2 separate regions of the Homo sapiens genome follow, and region 1 is linked to region 2. A link is an interaction called in ENCODE POLR2A ChIA-PET data of the cell type or tissue named here. Cell type or tissue: HepG2. All regions are shown on one strand. Each heading gives the region's core, and the rest is flanking DNA. Links, peaks and the distances in the headings are about the cores only.

What was found. Peaks named below come from ENCODE experiments on the same cell type or tissue, not always from the same donor. Only the 100,000 strongest peaks of a DNase experiment are listed, where the experiment ranks them.
Region 1: POLR2A ChIA-PET joins it to region 2 with 10 read pairs; 5 of 35 experiments call an interaction of 5 or more read pairs at or near these places.

What each region holds. Positions count from the first base shown.
Region 1 is chr6:30,691,790-30,700,510 of GRCh38, reverse strand. MDC1 (mediator of DNA damage checkpoint 1) reads left to right here. Exons shown (of 15, transcript NM_014641.3): 15 at 1-704. The coding sequence ends at 46. It also overlaps the pseudogene RPL7P4. Among named protein-coding and RNA genes, the nearest start is that of NRM, 5.2 kb to the right of the region's middle. In HepG2, for the core only: no CTCF peak of the experiment used is centred there; a DNase peak (open chromatin) is centred at 4,970.
Region 2 is chr6:30,764,555-30,773,381 of GRCh38, reverse strand. It overlaps HCG20 (HLA complex group 20), which reads right to left and starts at 6,557. Exons shown (of 4, transcript NR_138037.1): 1 at 6,431-6,557. RefSeq lists enhancers at 3,149-3,680, 3,681-4,212, 3,097-4,296, 8,827 and a silencer at 4,068-4,247. In HepG2, for the core only: no CTCF peak of the experiment used is centred there; DNase peaks (open chromatin) are centred at 3,631 and 3,921; H3K4me3 peaks cover 980 bases.

The DNA.
Region 1 (8,721 bases), core at 1-8,000, 73 kb after region 2:
GCCAGAGGCCTTTGTCCTCTCCCCTTTGGAGATGTCATCCACCTGAGAACTCCACTACCCTTTTCCCTCCCAGACCACGAATTAGAAGATATGTGGAAGAAAGAACTCAGGGCGTTAGAAAGGATTGGGGTATATTGATACAACTTGTCCTGGAACATGGGTGGGACCAGAAATCTTTATGAATAAATGAAAAGATAAGGGATTTGGAAGCCACAGGTTGTTTTTTGTTTGTTTGTTTGTTTTTTTAATGGCCATTTTATTTTATTTGTATTTATAGTTTTTTATTTGTATAGATTTAGGGGATACAAGATTTCTTACATGCATGTATTAAATGGCCATTTTAAAATTAGCTAGTTTCATGCTCAGATGTCATAAGTGGCAGCTATCTTTAGCCAGACTGTTGCAGTTATTGCTCGATGCCACTCATGGTGTCCTACCTCCTATTTGGAAACCATCTCTATTTTTTTCTTACTGAGATTCTTACTTTGGGGTCAGGAACTTGAAGGGATGCTTGGAGTGAGTAGATTTGAGGGTCCAGTTATGGAGTGCTACTAAAACATTTTCTTCTCTCCTGGCCTCTGGAAGCATCTTTAGCTTTGACTTTGGGCAAGTCTCTGTACTTTTCTGGCCAGCTTTTCCAGGATTTATAAAATTAGAGCTTCGGCTTGACCTCTGTGATAAATAAATATTCACTCTGTGCCTTATGGTGTAGTGTAGTTTTTTAAAATGTCTAGGTCTCAAGACACAAACTTAAAAAAAAAAAAGTCATAGACTTGTATTTAATTCATCATTATCTTCTATTTAGGACAATTTGTATGACATTTCTTAAGATTTTTTTTTTTTTCTTGAGACAGGGTCTCATCTCTGTCACCTAGGCTGGAGTGCAGTGGCACCATCTTGGCTCACTGCAACCTCCACCTCCCAGTTCAAGCAATAGTCCCACCTCAGCCTCCTGAGTAGCTAGGACTGCAGGCACACACCACCATGCCTGGCTAATTTTCTTTTTTTTATTGTTTAGTAGAGACGGGGCTCTACTAAATTTTTGTATTTTTGGTAGAGATGAGGTTTTGTCATGTTGCCCAGGCTGGTCTCTAACTTCTGACCTCAAGTGATCCACCCACCTCAGCCTCCCGAGTAGCTGGGATTACAGGCACATGCCACCACACCCGGCTAATTTTTGTATTTGTAGTAGAGACGGGGTTTCACCATGTTGGCCATGCTGGTCTCGAACTCCTGACCTCAGGTGATCCACCTGTCTTGACTTCCCAAAGTGCTGGGATAACAGGCATGAGCCGCCATGACTGGCCTTTTATCTTTTTGAGTCAAGGTGTCACTCTGTTGCCCAGGCTGAAGTGCAGTGGCTCGATGTCGGCTTACTGCAGCCTTGACCTCCTGGGCTCAAACGATTTTCCTCTCAGCCTCCCAAGTAGCTGGGACCATAGGTGTGTGCAACCATGCCCGATGAATTTTGTATTTTTGGTAGAGACGAGGTTTTGTCATGTTGCCCAAGCTGGTCTCTAACTCGTGACCTCAAGTGAGCCACCCACCTCAGCCTCCAAAAGTGCTGGGATTACAGGCTTGAGCCACCGTGCCCAGCCAGATTTAAATTTTAAAAGTTGGTTGATTACAAGGATGTGGAGAAATTAGAATCCTTATACATTGCTGGTAGGAATGTTAAATGGTTCAGCCTCTGTGGTAAACAGTTTGATGGTTCCTCAAAAAGTTAAACATATGGATGGGCACAGTGGCTCACACATGTAATCCCAGCACTTTGGAGGCCAAGGCTGGCAGATCACTTGAGCTCAGAAGTTCACGGCCAGCCGGGCAACATGACAAAACCTCGTCTCTACCAAAAATACAAAAATTCACTGGGCATGGTGGCACACACCTATGGTCCCAGCTACTTGGGAGGCTAAGAGGAAAATCGTTTGAGCCCAGGAGGTCAAGGCTGCAGTGGGTGGACACGAGCCACTGCACTTCAGCCTGGGCAACAGAGTGAGACCTTGTCTCAAAAAAATAAAAGGCCAGTCACGGCAGCTCATGCCTGTAATCCCAGCACTTTGGGAAGTCAAGACAGGTGGATCACCTGAGGTCAGGAGTTAGAGACCAGCCTGGCCAACATGGTGAAATCCCGTCTCTACTTAAAATACAAAAATTAGCCGGGCGTGGTGGCATGTGCCTGCAATCCCAGCTACTTGGGAGGCTGAGGCAGAAGAATTGCTGGAACCCGGGAAGTGGAGGTTGCAGTGAGCTGAGATCGTGCCACTGCACTCCAGCCTGGGCAACAGAACAAGACTCCATCTAAAAAAAAAAAGGCCAGGCGTGGTGGCTCACCCCTGTAATCCTAGCACTTTGGGAGGCCAAGGTGGGCAGATCACAAGATCAGGAGATTGAGACCATCCTGGCTAACATGGAGAAACCCCGTCTCTACTAAAAATACAAAAAATTAGCTAGGCGTGGTGGCAGGCGCCTGTAGTCCTAGCTACTCGGGAGGCTGAGGCAGGAGAATCGCTTGAACCCGGGAGGTGGAGGTTGCAGTGAGCCAAGACTGCTCCACTGTACTCCAGCCTGGCGACAGAGCGAGACTCCCTCTCAAAAAAAAAACAAAAAAAAAAAAGTAGCCTCTTTTCTGGCTGGAACCCTCATGTAGAGTGTTGTAGATAAGAAGGAGAGGGCCGGGGTGCAGTGGCTCACACCTGTAATCCCAACACTTTGGGAGGCCGAGGTGGGCAGGTCACCTGAGGTCAGGAGTTCAAGACCAGGCTGGCCAACATGACAAAACCCCGTCTCTACTAAAAATTCAAAACAAAATTAGCCGGGCATGGTGGCCAGCCCCTGTGATCCCAGCTACTCAGGAGGCTGAGGCAGGAGAATTGCTTGAATGCAGGAGGGGGAGGTTGCATTGAGTCGAGATCGCACCATTGCACTCCAGCATGGGAGACAGAGCAAGACCCCGTCTTAAAAAAAAAAAGAGAGAGAAAAAGAAGGAGGTTCTTGCTATGCCAGAAACCCTTAAAAAGCGAAGGAATTTCCCAGAGCTGAAGATCAAAGGCCCGAGAAAGAAATTTGCCCAAAAGATGATTCAAAAGGCAAGGAGGAAGCTTATCTATGAAAAAGTGAAGCACTATCACAAGGAATATAGGCAGATGTACAGAACTGAAATTCGAATGGCTAGGATGGCCAGAAAAGCTGGCAACTTCTATGTACCTGCAAAACCCAAATTGCCGTTTGTCATCAGGATCAGAGGTATCAGTGGTGTGAACCCAAAGGTCCGAAAGGTGTTGCAGCTTCTTCGCCTTTGTTAAATCTTCAGTGGAACCTTTGTGAAGCTCAACAAGGCTTCAATGAACATGCTGAGGATTGTAGAACCATATATGGCATGGGGGTACCCAAAGCTGAAGTCAGTAAATGAACTAATCTACCAGCATGGTTATGGCAAAAATCAATAAGAAGCAAATTGCTTTGACAGATGACACTTTGATTGCTTTATCTCTTGGTAAATATGGCATCACCTGCATGGAGGATCTGATTCTTGAGATCTATACTGTTGGAAAATGCTTCAAAGAAGCAAATAACTTCCTGTAGCCCTTCAAATTATCCTCTCCACAAGGTAGAGTAAAGAAAAAGACCACCCATTTTGTAGAAAGTGGACATGCTGGCAACAGGGAGAACCGGATCAACAGACTTATTAGAAGAATGAGCTAAGGTGTCTACTGTGATTGTTTTTCTAATCTAAGCACTTAAGCAGTACCTGCTCTCAAATTGGAGGAAAAAAAAGAAAGTTAAATACGGAATTACCGAACAGTCCAGCAATTCTGCTCCTAGGTGTACACCCAAAAGAATTTAAATCAGGTGTCCAGGCTGGGTGGGGTGGCTTATGCCTATAATCCCAGCAGTTTGGGAGGCCAAAGTGGGAGGATTGCATGAGCCCAGGACTTCACGGGCAACCAGTCTGGGCAACATGGCAAAACCCTGTCACTACAAAAAATACAAAAATGGGCTAGGTGCGGTGGCTCACGCCTATAATCCTAGCACTTTGGGAGGCAAGGTGGGTAGATCACCTGAGGTCAGGAGTTCAAGACGAGCCTGGCCAACATGGCAAAACCCCATCTCTACTAAAAAATACAAAAATTAGCCGGGTGTGGTGGCTCATGCCTGTAATCCCAGCATTTTGGGAGGCCGAAGGTGGTTGGATCACCTGAGGTCAGGAGTTCGATACCAGCCTGACCAACATGGAGAAACCCGTCTCTACTAAAAAATACAAAATTAGCTGGGCGTGGTGGTGCATGCCGGTAATCCCAGCTACTCCGGAGGCTGAGGCAGGAGAATCACTTGAACCTGGGAGGTGGAGATTGTGGTGAGCCAAGATCATGCCGTTGCAACAAGAGCAAAACTCCGTCTAAAAAAAAAAAAAAATTAACTGGGCCTGGTGGCTCACGCCTGTAATCCCAACACTTTGGGAGGCTGAGGCGGGTGGATCATGAGGTCAGGAGATCAAGACCATCCTGTCCAACATGGTGAAACCCCCTCTCTACTAAAAATACAAAAATTAGCTGGGCGTGGTGGCGTGCGCCTGTAGTCCCAGCTACTCGTGAGGCTGAGGCAGAAGAATCACTTGAACCAGAGAGTCAGAGTTTGCAGTGAGCCAAGATCATGCCACTGCACTCGAGCCTGGCTATAGAGGGAGACTCTGTCTCAAAAAATAATAATAATAATAATAAAAAAATTAGCTGGGCATGGTGGCATGTGGCTGTAATCCCAGCTACTGGGGAGGCTGAGGCTGCAGAATCACGTGAACCCGGGAAGCAGAGGTTGCAGTGAGCTGAGATCATGCCACTGCACTCCAGCCTGGGTGACAGAGAAAGACTCTCTCTCAAAAAAAAAAAAAAAATTTAGCCAGGTGTGGTGGCACATGCCTGTAATCCCAGCTACTTGGAATGCTGAGGTGGGAGGAGGTCAAGGCTGCAATGAGCCATGATTGTGCAACTACATTCCAGCCTGGGTAACAGAGCACGACTCTGTCTCCAAAAAAAAAAAAAAAAAAGGAAAAGAAAACAGTTATTCAAACAAATTCTTGTACGTGAGTGTTCATATCAGCACTTTTTACAATAGCCAAAAAGGTGGAAACAACACAAATATTCATCAGCAAATGAGTGGATAAACAATTGTGATATATCCATATAATCAAATATTATTCAACCATAGAAAAGGATGAAATACTGATATATGCTACAATATTTTGAGGATGAATATCAAAATATTTTGCTAAGTGAAGGAAAGCCAGAAACAGAACACATATTATGTGATTACACATGTAAGGAATATCCAGAATAGGTAAACCCATAGAGAACAAGAGCAGATTTGTGGTTGCCAGTGGCTGTGGGGTGGGGGAGATGAGAAAATGGGGAGTAACTTCATGGGTATGGAGTTTTATTTGGGGGTGATGAAAATGTTTTGAAGGCCCAGCGTGGTGGCTCATGCCTGTAATCCCAGCACTTTGGGAGGCTGGGGCAGGTGGATCACTTGAGGTCAGGAGTTCGAGACTAGCTGGACCAACATGGTGAAACCCTGTCACTACTAAAAATACAAAATTAGCCAGGCGTGGTGGCACATGCCTGTAATCCCAGCTACTTGGGAGGCTGAGCAGGAGAATTGCTTGAACCTGGGTGGCAGAGGTTGCAGTGAGCGGAGATCAGCCATTGCACTCCAGCATGGGCAATAAGAGCAAAGCTCCATCTCAAAAAAAAAATGTTTTGAAATTAGATAGAGGTGGTGGTTGTACCTATTACTAATATACTAATGTACTAAATACCATTATATTATTCTCTTTAAAGTGGTTAGGCTAGGCCGGGTGTGGTGGCTCACGCCTGTAATCCCAGCACTGTGGGAGGCCAAGGTGGGTGGATCACCTGAGGTCAGGAGTTTGATTGAGACTAGCCTGGCCAACATGGTGAAACCCTATCTCTATTAAAAATACAAAAATTGGCCAGATGTGGTGGTGGGCGCCTGTAATCCCAGCTACTTGGGAGGCTGAGGCAGGAGAATCACATGAACCCAAGAGGCGGAGGTTGCAGTGAGCCAAGATCGCGCCATTGCACTCCAGCCTGGGCAATAAGAGCGAAACTCTGTCTCAAAAATAAATAAATAAATAAATACAATAAAGTGGTTAGGCAAGGCATGGTGGCACCCTGGGAGGCTAAGGCAGCAGGATCACTTGAGCCAAGGAGTTTGAGACCAACCTGGGTATCATAGTGAGACCCCATCACTACAAAAAATAAAAAGTTAGCTGAATGTGGTGGCGCATGCCTGTAGTCCCAACTACTCAGGAGGCTGAGGCAAGAGGACCATTTGCCCAGAAGTTCGAGGTTGCAGTGAGCTGTGATCATACCACTGCACTCCAGCCTGGACCGCAACTCAAAAAAAAAAAAAGGTTAATTTTATGTTGCATGAATTTCAATTTTTAAAAAATAGTTGATTACTTATGTACACTTTTCTGCATGTAAGTAATACTTAAGTTTGGAAAACTTTGGTGTAGTAGAAATAGCATGAGATTTGCCAAGCATTTTGCTGGCTATTAAACATATCTAATCTCATAATATACATTAAGCACAGCCATTGTGGGGGTGGCAGACAGTATGACCCAGATAAATATTAGTCCCCTTGCACAACTCAAAGCTTTCATACTCTAAAATTGTCCATGTCCCGGAGGCCCTGATTTCTTTCTTTCCATTTTTTTTTTTTTTTTTTTGAGACAGAGTTTCACTCTTGTTGCCCAGGCTGGGTTCAATGGCGTGATCTCGGCTCACTGCAGCCTCCGCCTCTCGGGTTCAAGTGATTCTCCTGCCTCAGCTTTCTGAGTAGCTGGGATTACAGGCATGCACCACCACGCCCAGCTAATTTTGTATTTTTGGTAGAGACAGGGTTTCTCCATGTTGGTCAGGCTGGTCTCGAACTCCCGACCTCAGGTGATCCACCCACCTTGGCCTCGCAAAGTGCTGGGATTACAGGCGTGAGCCACTGCACCCGGCTCCTTTTTTTTTTGTTGTTGTTGTTGAGATGGAGTCTTGTTCTGTTGCCCAGGCTGGAGTGCAGTGGCGCGATCTCGGCTTACTGCAACCTCCGCCTCCCAGGTTCAAGCAATTCTCCTGCCTCAGCCTCCCAAGTAGTTGGGACTACAGGTGTGTGCCACCACACCCGGCTAATTTTTGTATTTTTAGTAGAGACGGGGTTTCGCCATGTTGGTCAGGCTGGTCTCTAACCCCTGACCTCGTGATCCACCCACCTAGGCCTCCCATAGTGCTGGGATAACAGGCATGAGCCACCGCGCCCAGCTCCTTTTTTTTTTTTTTTGAGACGGAGTCTCACTCTGTCACCCAGGCTGGAGTCCAGTGGCGAGATCTCAGCTTATCGCAACCTCCACCTCCCGGGTTCAAGCGATTCTCCTGCCTCAGCCTCCCGAGAAGCTGGGATTACAGGCTCCTGCCACCACACCTGGCTAATTTTTGTCTTTTAAGTGGAGACGAGGTTTCACCATGTTGGCCAGGCTGGTCTCAAACTCCTGACCTCAGATGATCCAACTGCCTCGGCCTCCCAAGTGCTGGGATTACAGCTGTGAGCCACTGCGCCCAGCCAGAGACCTTGATTTCTTACCATACCTGCTGTCTGTAGAGCACCATGTAGCACTCAGCTACACTCCCTCTTCATGAGTGGTACTATTTAAATGCCTCAGGTTAAACATCTAGAGATTAGGGATCTTTTCTTACACTTCCTTGTATTTTATTTATTTATTTTTTTGTTTGAGACAGAATCTTGCTCCATCACCCAGTGGATTCTCCTGCCTCAGCCTCCCAAGTAGCTGGGATTACAGGCGCATACCACCACACCCAGCTAATTTTTAAAATTTTTTAGTAGAAATGGGGTTTCACCACGTTGGCCATTCTGGTCTCCAGCTTCTGGTCTAAAGTGATCCACCCACCTCAGCCTCCCGAATTGCTGGGATTACAGGCGTGAGCCACCGAGTCTGGCCTCTTACACTTCCAATGAACCCCATAGCTTGTAGCACATTGCTTTGTGTGGTAAGTGTCTCTATTCATGGTCCTAGCAGGAAATGAATAGCACAGTGAAATTAGGATAATTTGGGGGAGAGTTTAATAAAGTGATAATTACAAAGAAGTAGGCAGGGTGTAGGGAAATCAGAAAGAATAGTGCAGTGCCTTAGTACCCACAGCTCTGTTGTGATCACCTCCAAGCTCAAAAAGATGAGGACAGAGCAGTCGTGTAGAGAGGACTTTCTTTTTTTTTTTTTCTTTTCTTTTTTTTTTTTTTTTTTTTTGAGATGGAGTCTTGCTCTGTCGCCCAGGCTGGAGTGCAGTGGCGCGATCTCGGCTCACTGCAAGCTCTGCCTCCCGGGTTCACGCCATTCTTCTGCCTCAGCCTCCTGAGCAGCTGTGACTACAAGCGCCCGCCACCGCGCCCGGCTAATTTTTTTTGTATTTTTAGTAGAGACGGGGTTTCACCGTGGTCTCGATCTCCTGACCTCGTGATCCACCCGCCTCGGCCTCCCAAACTGCTGGGATTACAGGCGTGAGCCACCGCGCCCGGCGAGAGGACTTTCTCAATAAAAACTGTGACTTTCATTGATACCGTCCATTTGGGACAACTTACTGAAGCAGAAAGCAGGGTGGAGACTGAATTCAAGGGAAAACATAAGATGTCTGGTAC
Region 2 (8,827 bases), core at 171-8,170:
CCTGACCTCAAGTGATCTGCCCACCTCGGCCTCCCAGAGTGCTGGGATTACAGGTATGAGCTATTGTGCCCAGCCTGCACCCCTTCTCTTTTCCATGAGTCCATGGAAGTCTAAGAGTCAACCAAGAAGTAGGCTCCTGCCCTCACACCCTGTACTCTCATACCATCTGGCACCACAGGTATCTTTCCAGCTCTTCCAAAACGAGGCCTGCTTAGGGTGGGTTTCCTTTACAGCCCCACCCAGCCTGATTCTTTCTGTTCCTTCTAAAACATACACAAAAAGCCAAACACCTCAGGGGTCAGGAAATCCACAATTTCAAAGAAATGAAGTCCTGGTTGCCCAGAGGTGGGAGAGGAGAGGAACACTTTAGTTTCTTTTTAATTCTCAGTAGATTGTTGTTACATGACATTCATAATAAACTGTCCTGCTATGTAACATATTCTTTTAAATATGATTGTTCCTTCAAATGTGATACATGTTGGGAAAGTTGTAGGGAGATCAGTTAATAATCATTTATGGGAATGTTTCCTGAATGAAGGAGCCCAGGATGGGCACGGGATAGGAGATTTCAAGTAAGGAACAGATAGGACCCTTCTGAGAGATTTCAACCCAAATTAGACAACAAAATACATATACTCTCTGAGGACAGCTCAGGTCAATGGAAATGTATTGAGCATCTACCAGTAAAAGTTAATCTTGACTGCTTAGTAGGCACCAGGCACTGTGCTAGCCCTGGGGATACTGCAACCAACCAGACAGAGATCTTCCTGCCTTGTGGAGCTCAGAAGGACAGATATGAAACACACAGGACTGAGGTGGTGACTCTTACACAAGGTGGAGTTCAGGGTACCATAGGCATGTATAGCCAGAGGACCTAACACAGGATGCAGATCAGGGAAGGCCTCTCCTAGAAGCTAATGTTCAAACTGAGACTTGAAAATGATGAAAATATAAAAACATCAGAGCAGGGGGAGGGGGAACCTGAGCTACAAGAGATCCAGACAAGTCGGAGGAACCAAAAAAATTCCAAGATATAAAAGCGTACAGACAGAGAGGTGAGTTGGGTTTAGAAGAGGCTGGTAAGGTGGGCTCAACCAAAAAAGGCCCAGTGGACCCTACACTATGGAATGAATTGTGTCCCCCCAAATTCGTATGTTGAACCCCTAACTCTCAATGCGACTATATTTGGAGATAGGGTTTTTAGGTGATTCAGGTTAAATGAGGTCCTAAGGGTGAGGCCCTAATCTGATGGGACTGGTGTTCTTATAAAAGGAACAGGATGCACAAGAGAGCTCTCTCTCCCCACATGCACGAAGAGGCCATGTGAGTACAGAGCAAAATGGCGGCCACCTACAACGAAGTAAAGAGGACTCTGGGCCAGGTGCGGTGGCTCACACCTGTAATCCCAGCACTTTGGGAGGCTGAGGAGGGTGGATCACCTGAGATCAAGAGTTTGAGAACAGCCTGGCCAACATGGTGAAACCCCGTCTCTACTAAAAATCAAAAATTAGCCAGGCATGGTGGTGGGCGCCTGTAATCCCAGCTACTCAGGAAGCTGAGACAGGAGAATCACTTGAACCTGGGAGGCAGAGTTTGCAGTGAGCCGAGATCATGCCATTGCACTCTAGCCTGGGTGACAGAGCAAGACTCTCTCTGTCTCAAAAAAAAAAAAAAAAAGAGAAAGAAAGAGGCCAGGCGTGGTGGCTTACGCCTGTAATCCCAGCACTTTGGGAGGCCGAGGCAGGCAGATCACAAGGTCAAGAGATCGAGACCATCCTGGCCAACATGGTGAAACCCCGTCTCTATTAAAAGTATCAAATTAGCTGGGTGTGGTGGCGGGCACCTGCAGTCACAGCTACTCGGGAGGCTGAGGCAGGAGAATCACTTGAACCCGAGATCACGCCATTGCACTCCAGCCTGGGCAACAGAGCAGGATGCTGTCTCAAAAAAAATAAAAAAATAAAATAAAATAAAATAAAAGAAAGAAAGAAAAGAGGACTCTGAAAGTCTGAATAAAGCTGACCTTGCCAGCACTTTGGTCTTGGACTTCTCAGCTTCCAGAACTGTGAGAAATAAACTTCTGTTGTTTAAGCCACCCCGTCTAGGATATTTTGTTATGGCAGCCTGAGCTGACTAATACACCATATAAGAATTTTGAGTATATTTCTAAAAGCCTGGTGGGAAGCCACTGGAGTTCTAAGCCAGGGACAGACATGCGTACATCTGTGAGGCTCATTTTGGCGGCAGAGTGGAGAAGGCATCTGAGCAGGGCAAGACTAGAAGCAGAGAGATGAGGTAGGAGGTGAGGGTAGGTGCTCAGGCTGGAGATGATGTTGGAGGCTTAGAGCCTGGTGATGTGGGGATGAGGAAAAGTGGAGAGATTGGAGAGACCTTCATGGGGAAAATCAAAGGACTTGGGGATTAACAGAATAAGAGGAGAGGGGAGGGGGAGTCCAAAGGCCCCCAGGTACAGTGGAAAGAGCCCTGGGCTGGGAATCTAAAGATCCAAGTTCTATTCCCAGATCTGTCACCCAATGGCTTTGGCTAAGTGGCTTCACTACCCTTCACCACTTTAGTTTCCTCATCTGTACAGGAAGAGATGGGCCTGCTGATCTCATGGTGCCGTCCAATTCCATTATCCTGTGATTCTGTGAAGTAAATGCATTAACAAGATAAAACAATGGTGTCATCTCCCCAGGATTGTTCACGGACCTCTCCTCCACACTTTACCTAACACTATTGATCACCGTTTACTTAGCTGTACATTAGAAAGCTTCCATTACTGATCTGTCTCCCTCAAAAGACTGAGACCTCCTCGAGGGTAAGAACTGGGTCATTTTGCTTGGTATCCTGTACCTGAAACCAAGCCAGGCACATAGTAATTGATTAATTATATTTGTTAAATTGATTATTGTAAGTGCTGGGAAGACAGGCACATGGTTATTCCGGGAAGGCATCTGGGTATGATGTATGTTTTCTGAGTACAGGGCACTGTGATGGGTGCTAGGGCCATCAGAGTAAACAAGAAAACCAGTCACAGACCTTACGTCAGGTAGCTAGGCAGACATTAAACACAAGAGGACAAAAATGATGATTTATTTCTAGTTGTGGTGAGTGCTACAAGGAAAAGTACTGGGTATTGTGAGTGTGTAATAAAGAGACTAGCTTGGGGGTAGAGGGAAGGTTTCTCTGAAAGAATGACCCTTAAAATAATAAGGATGAGTAGATTTGCTCACAGATTGAAGGAGGGGAGAGACAGAGAGCATGACTGCAGGTAAAAGAAGCAATAAGCACACATGAAGGCCTGAAGCTGGACGGAGTTCTGGCGAGGAGAATGCCAGATGGAAATCCACCGGAATGTAATGTTAGCTAATTTGGGTTATGGAATTATTGGTGCTTTTTATTCTCTTTTGTGTATATTTTGCATATTACAGATTTCCCACAACAAACATGTACTATTTTAATCATGGGGGTTGGGGGGGGCATTGCTAGTTTTAACAAAATAATAAAGGATGTGGGGAGCATGGGTGTCTGGAGGAGGGGTGCATTCCAGAGGGATTGATGACACGAGCGGTGACTAAGTCCTGCATGGGGGAGGGCAGGAGGCCCATCAGTGGGGCTGGAACAAAGCAGCAAGGATGACTCACAAAAGACACAGCCGAAGCCAGTGCATCAGGGCCCGTGGAGGTGAGGCTGGGGAGTCGGAGGTGATATGAGAAGTCGCAGGGAGCTACTGTCAGACCAACTAGGCAGGGACAGCCTACACCTGAGTAGAGGAGAGGATGAGGAACCAGAGAGAAAAAGCTCCCCTCAGCAGTCCCTGTGGGGCTGGTACAGGACCTTGGGAACCTGGTAAGGGCAGAGTCCTCCTTGTTACTTTCCAGGCACGAAAGGGTTAGATTGTCCCGTGCTTTCTGCCCCCACAGCGGAAGTGGAAGCTGTGGTTTCCAAAGGCCCTTCCTGATCTGCAATCTCTGAGAAATCAACTAAAGAGATAAAGTCAAAGGTTGGTTGGTGGTGTGCAGTGGGCGCGGGGGTGGATCACAGGCAGGAGTTGGAAAATTGAGGCCTGATGCAAGCTCTAAGATCCGCCCCCACCCACTCCTGATCATGAGTGATAAGCACCCCACCACCCACTCTGCCACTTGGCCGGGATTTCCCCGGAGCCTGTGAAGTATTCCCAGGGCTGGGATGTGACTTGGGAGGAGGTGGTAATTGGCTCCTTTCTCCGCTCTGAGCTGGGCCTCCAGGAACTGCCTCCACCACGTCCCCCTTCCCCTCCAGGGGAGTTACTCAGCACAGTCTGACTGCTCCACCTGAACCCTCCTTAGCATCACCCACTCACCTCACACTCCTGACCCAGGTGCTGCCTGCTCATAGCCAGGGCACAGAGATGAGGAGCAACTTCATCCCAGTCTTCTACCCAGCCCCAAAGCTGAATTCCGCAACAGGACCTGGTCCTGACCCTGCTCCCATGAAGAGATGCAAAATCACACTAAATCTTCATGTTAAATCATCATATGTATCAAATGCCAACCAGTCAGTAAGCAGCCGAGGGCACGCTGTCCACAGCCCTACAGCTAGGCCTGTGCTGCTACCAGGGTGCAGAGGCAGGGGCCTTGAAGAAACAGCCCCAGCCCCTAGGAATGCTATTTGCTGTTGGAGACAACAAGTTCTTAATAAAAGCCACATCAACCCAGAAGACCTGAGTCATCTGAGAGAGACCATTTGCGCCTCTAAGCCTCAGTTTCTTCAATTGTGAAATGGTAATGACAGCTAGTTTAGAATTAAATGATGCCGTGTATGAAAAATAGATGAGAGACTTAGAAGGATCCCGTCCTTCCACAGATACTTATTCCTGGGCCAATGCTCAGGATATAAAGATAAAGTAAACAAACGTAACAGGCCTGATCCCTGCCCTCAAGAGGTTCCTCAAGTTGCTGTTATTGTTGACCCAATGACAGCTAAATAAATGAAGGCCACTCATAAAAAGCAAATGGAGGCTCCGATAGAGTGTGGCCGATGGTATTTTCCAAAGTTGGGTGCCCCTTTCCACTTGCTCTCCTTGTCCCATGACTGACACTCCAGGTAGGGGCCATGTTCCCTCTCTTTGAATGGGAGCGGGGCTGTGACTACTCTGACCAATAGGGTAGGAGGGAGGTGATGCAGATCAAAAAAAGATGAGGTTATAAAAAGAATGCAGCTGGGCACAGTGGCTCACACCTGTAATCCCAATACTTTAGGAGGCTGAGATGGACAGATTGCTTGAGCCCAGGAGTTGGAGACCAGCCTGGGCAACATAGTGAGACCCTGTCTCTACAAAATAATGATAATAATAATACAAAAATCAGCCAGGCATGTTGGCAGTAGCCCCAGCTACCAGGGAGACTGAGGCAGGAGGATCACTTAAGCCTGGGTAGTCAAGGCTGCAGTGAACCATGACTGCACCACTGCACTCCAGCCTGGGCAACAAGAGTGAAACTCCGCCTCAAAAAAAAAAAAAGCAGTTCATGCCTGGTTCCCTCACAGCAACCCAGCCACTATGCAAGAGAAACTCTAACTAGACCACAGGTAGAAACCCTGAGGTCCCTGAGCTAACTGCCAGCATCCACTGCAAAGTGTCTGCAGACGATTTCAGTCCCCCAGCTTTCGAGTCTTCCAGCTGCAGCCCCAGATAACATGGAGCAGAGACAAGCCATCCCCACTGCGGTGTGTCCAAATTCCTGGCCCACAGAATCCGTGAACGTAATAAAGGGTTGTCTCATGCCACAAAATTTTGAGGCAATTTGTTGGACAACAAAAAATAACCAGAACACAGAGGACAAGCCAGAATGAGCAGCACATAAGTCGAAGGAGAAAGTACCCTAGAGGTGTTAAGAGTTAGTCAGAATGGAAGGACATTAACTGTGGAAAGCATTACTAGACCTCACGTCACCATATGGTTTTGTACTCTGTCCTGCTGTGAAACTCTTCCTTCAAAGGCCACCAGCAACCCCCAAAGTGACAAATATACAAATTCCCTCTTGTTTAAACTATCATCTAGGCCTGCGCCATGGCTCACACCTATAATCCCAAAACTTTGGGAGGCTGAGGCAGCAGGATCATTTGAGCCCAGGAATTTGAGACCAGCCTGGGCAACACAGTGAGACCCCCAGTCTCTAAAAAAATGTTTAAAAAATTGGCTGGGAGTGGTGACATACACCTGTAGTATCAGCTACTCAAGAAGCTGAGGTGAGACGATCTCTTGAGCCTGGGAGGTCAAGGCTGCAGAGAGCTATGATCATGCCACTATACTCCAGCCAGGGTTACAGAGCAAGACCCTCTCTCCAAACAAACAAACAAACAAACAAACAAAAAAACCCTCACAAACAAACAAACAAAAAACCCTATCATCTGTGCGCCGAAGTCCCCCACTCCAATAGCTACATACCTAGTCCTATCTTTTCACCTGAACTCCTGTCTTGTAGCTCCAATTTCCCGCAGTCACATGCCAGTTCCTTATTTCTTTGCCACCTCAAATCCAACACAACCAAAATGGATTCACTATCATGGACACTGTTTGGGCTCAGGTCCTTTTCACCAGTGAGTCCACTCACTTTCCAGCTTTTGGGAATATCAGCTGATAACCACACACAATTGTCCCCTTTTCTGGAGAATTGCCCTGGGCCAAACAGGAGCCAAGCCCTCCTCCCTTGCACACACTCTGGACAGACTCCCAGTGGCTGCCTGACCTTAAAGCAGATCTACAAAACGCCAGCCCCCATGCCTCCAAGTGCAATTGACTGGTGCAATTTGCTGCCCTGAGCTTCCCCATGAGCTCAGGCTGAAGCTCACATCCTTGCTTAGCCTTTTTCCCTTCCCTATCCTGTTTTCTTCAGTCTTTCTCCTGAGAGCCTCCCGCAGTGTATCTCTTGAACAAAAGTCCCCACCCCAGGTTCTGCTTCAAGGTAGCCCAATCTAAAACACCTGCTGCCGAGTGCAGTGGCTCACACCTGCAATCCCAGCACTTTGGGAGGCCAAGGTGGGCAGATTGCTTTGAGCTCATGAGTTCAAGACCAGCCTGGAGACAGGCTGGACACAGCAAAATCTTGCCTCTTCAAAAGATACAAAAAAAAAATTAGCCTAGCTTTGTGGCATGCGCCTGTAGTCCCAGCTACTTGGGAGGCTGAGACAGGAGGATCGATCGCTTGAGCCCAGGAGGCAGAGGTTGCAGAAAGCTGAGATTGCACCACTGCACTTCAGCCTGAGTGACAGAGGAAGACCCTGTCTCGAAATAAAATAATAATAATAATAGGCCGGGTGCCGTGGCTCATGCCTGTAATTCCAGCACTTTGGGAGGCCAAGGTGGGCGGATCACTTGAGGTCAGGAGTTGGAGATCAGCCTGGCCAACATGGTGAAACCCCGTCTCTAGTAAAAATAAAGAAATTAGCTGGCCATGGTGGCACATACCTGTTACCCCAGCTACTCGGGAGGCTGAGGCAGGAGAATCACTTGAATCTGGGAGGCAGAGGTTGCAGTGAGCTGAGATTGCACCATTGCACTCCAGTCTGGGCAACAAGAGCAAAACTCCATCTCAAAAAAATAATAATAATAAATAAAACACCAACCAAGCCAAGTTTACTTTGTTTACCCTGTTGCTATGAGACCTGTCTCTCATCACCCCAGCCTACAACTCCCTTTCAGACCAGCCATCAGTTTGAATACATTTTCTAGCAAATGCCTCTCATTCTTCCTCCTCATTCCCATTGTCCCCATGTAATCACTGTTCAGGAAGTCAGGGACCCCAAACGGAGGGACCAGCTGAAGCCATGGCAGAAGAATGTGGATTGTGAAGATTTCATGGACATTTATTAGTTCCCCAAATTAATACTTTTATAATTTCTTATGCCTGTCTTTACTGCAATCTCTAAACATAAATTGTGAAGATTTCATGGACACTTATCACTTCCCCAGTCAATACCCTTGTGATTTCCTATGACTGTCTTTACTTTAATCTCTTAATCCTGTCATCTCGTAAGCCAAGGAGGATGTATGTCGCCTCAGGACCCTGTGATAATTGCATTAACTGCACAAATTGTAGAGCATATGTGTTTGAACAATATGAAATCTGGGCACCTTGAAAAAAGAGCAGGATAACAGCAATGTTTAGGGAACAAGAGAGATAACCTTAAACTCTGACCGCCGGTGAGCTGGGCGGAACAGAGCCATATTTCTCTTCTTTCAAAAGCAAATGGGAGAAATATTGCTGAATTCTTTTTCTCAGCAAGGAACATCCCTGGGAAAGAGAATACACGCCTGGGGGTGGGTCTCTGAACTGGCCCCCCTGGGCGTGGCCATCTTCTATGGTCGAGGCTGTAGGGGTGAAATAGACCCCAGTGTCCCATAGCGCTCCCAGGCTTATTAGGAAGAGGAAATTCCTGCCTAATAAATTTTGGTCAGACCAGTTTCTCTCAAAACCCTGTCTCCTGATAAAATGTTATCAATGACAATTGTGCCAGAAACTTCATTAGCAATTTTAATCTCGCCCCGGTCCTGTGGTCCTGTGATCCCGCCCTGCCTCCATTTGCCTTTCGATATTCTATTACCTTGTGAAGTACTTGATGTCTGTGACCCACACCTATTCACACACTCCCTCCCCTTTTGAAAATCCCTAATAAAAACTTGCTGGTTTTGCGGCTTGCGGGGCATCACGGAACCTACCAACATGTGATGTCTCCCCCGGATGCCCAGCTTTAAAATTTCTCTCTTTTGTACTCTGTCCCTTTATTTCTCAAACTGGCCGATGCTTAGGAAAATAGAAAAGAACCTACGTGACTAATGGGGCAG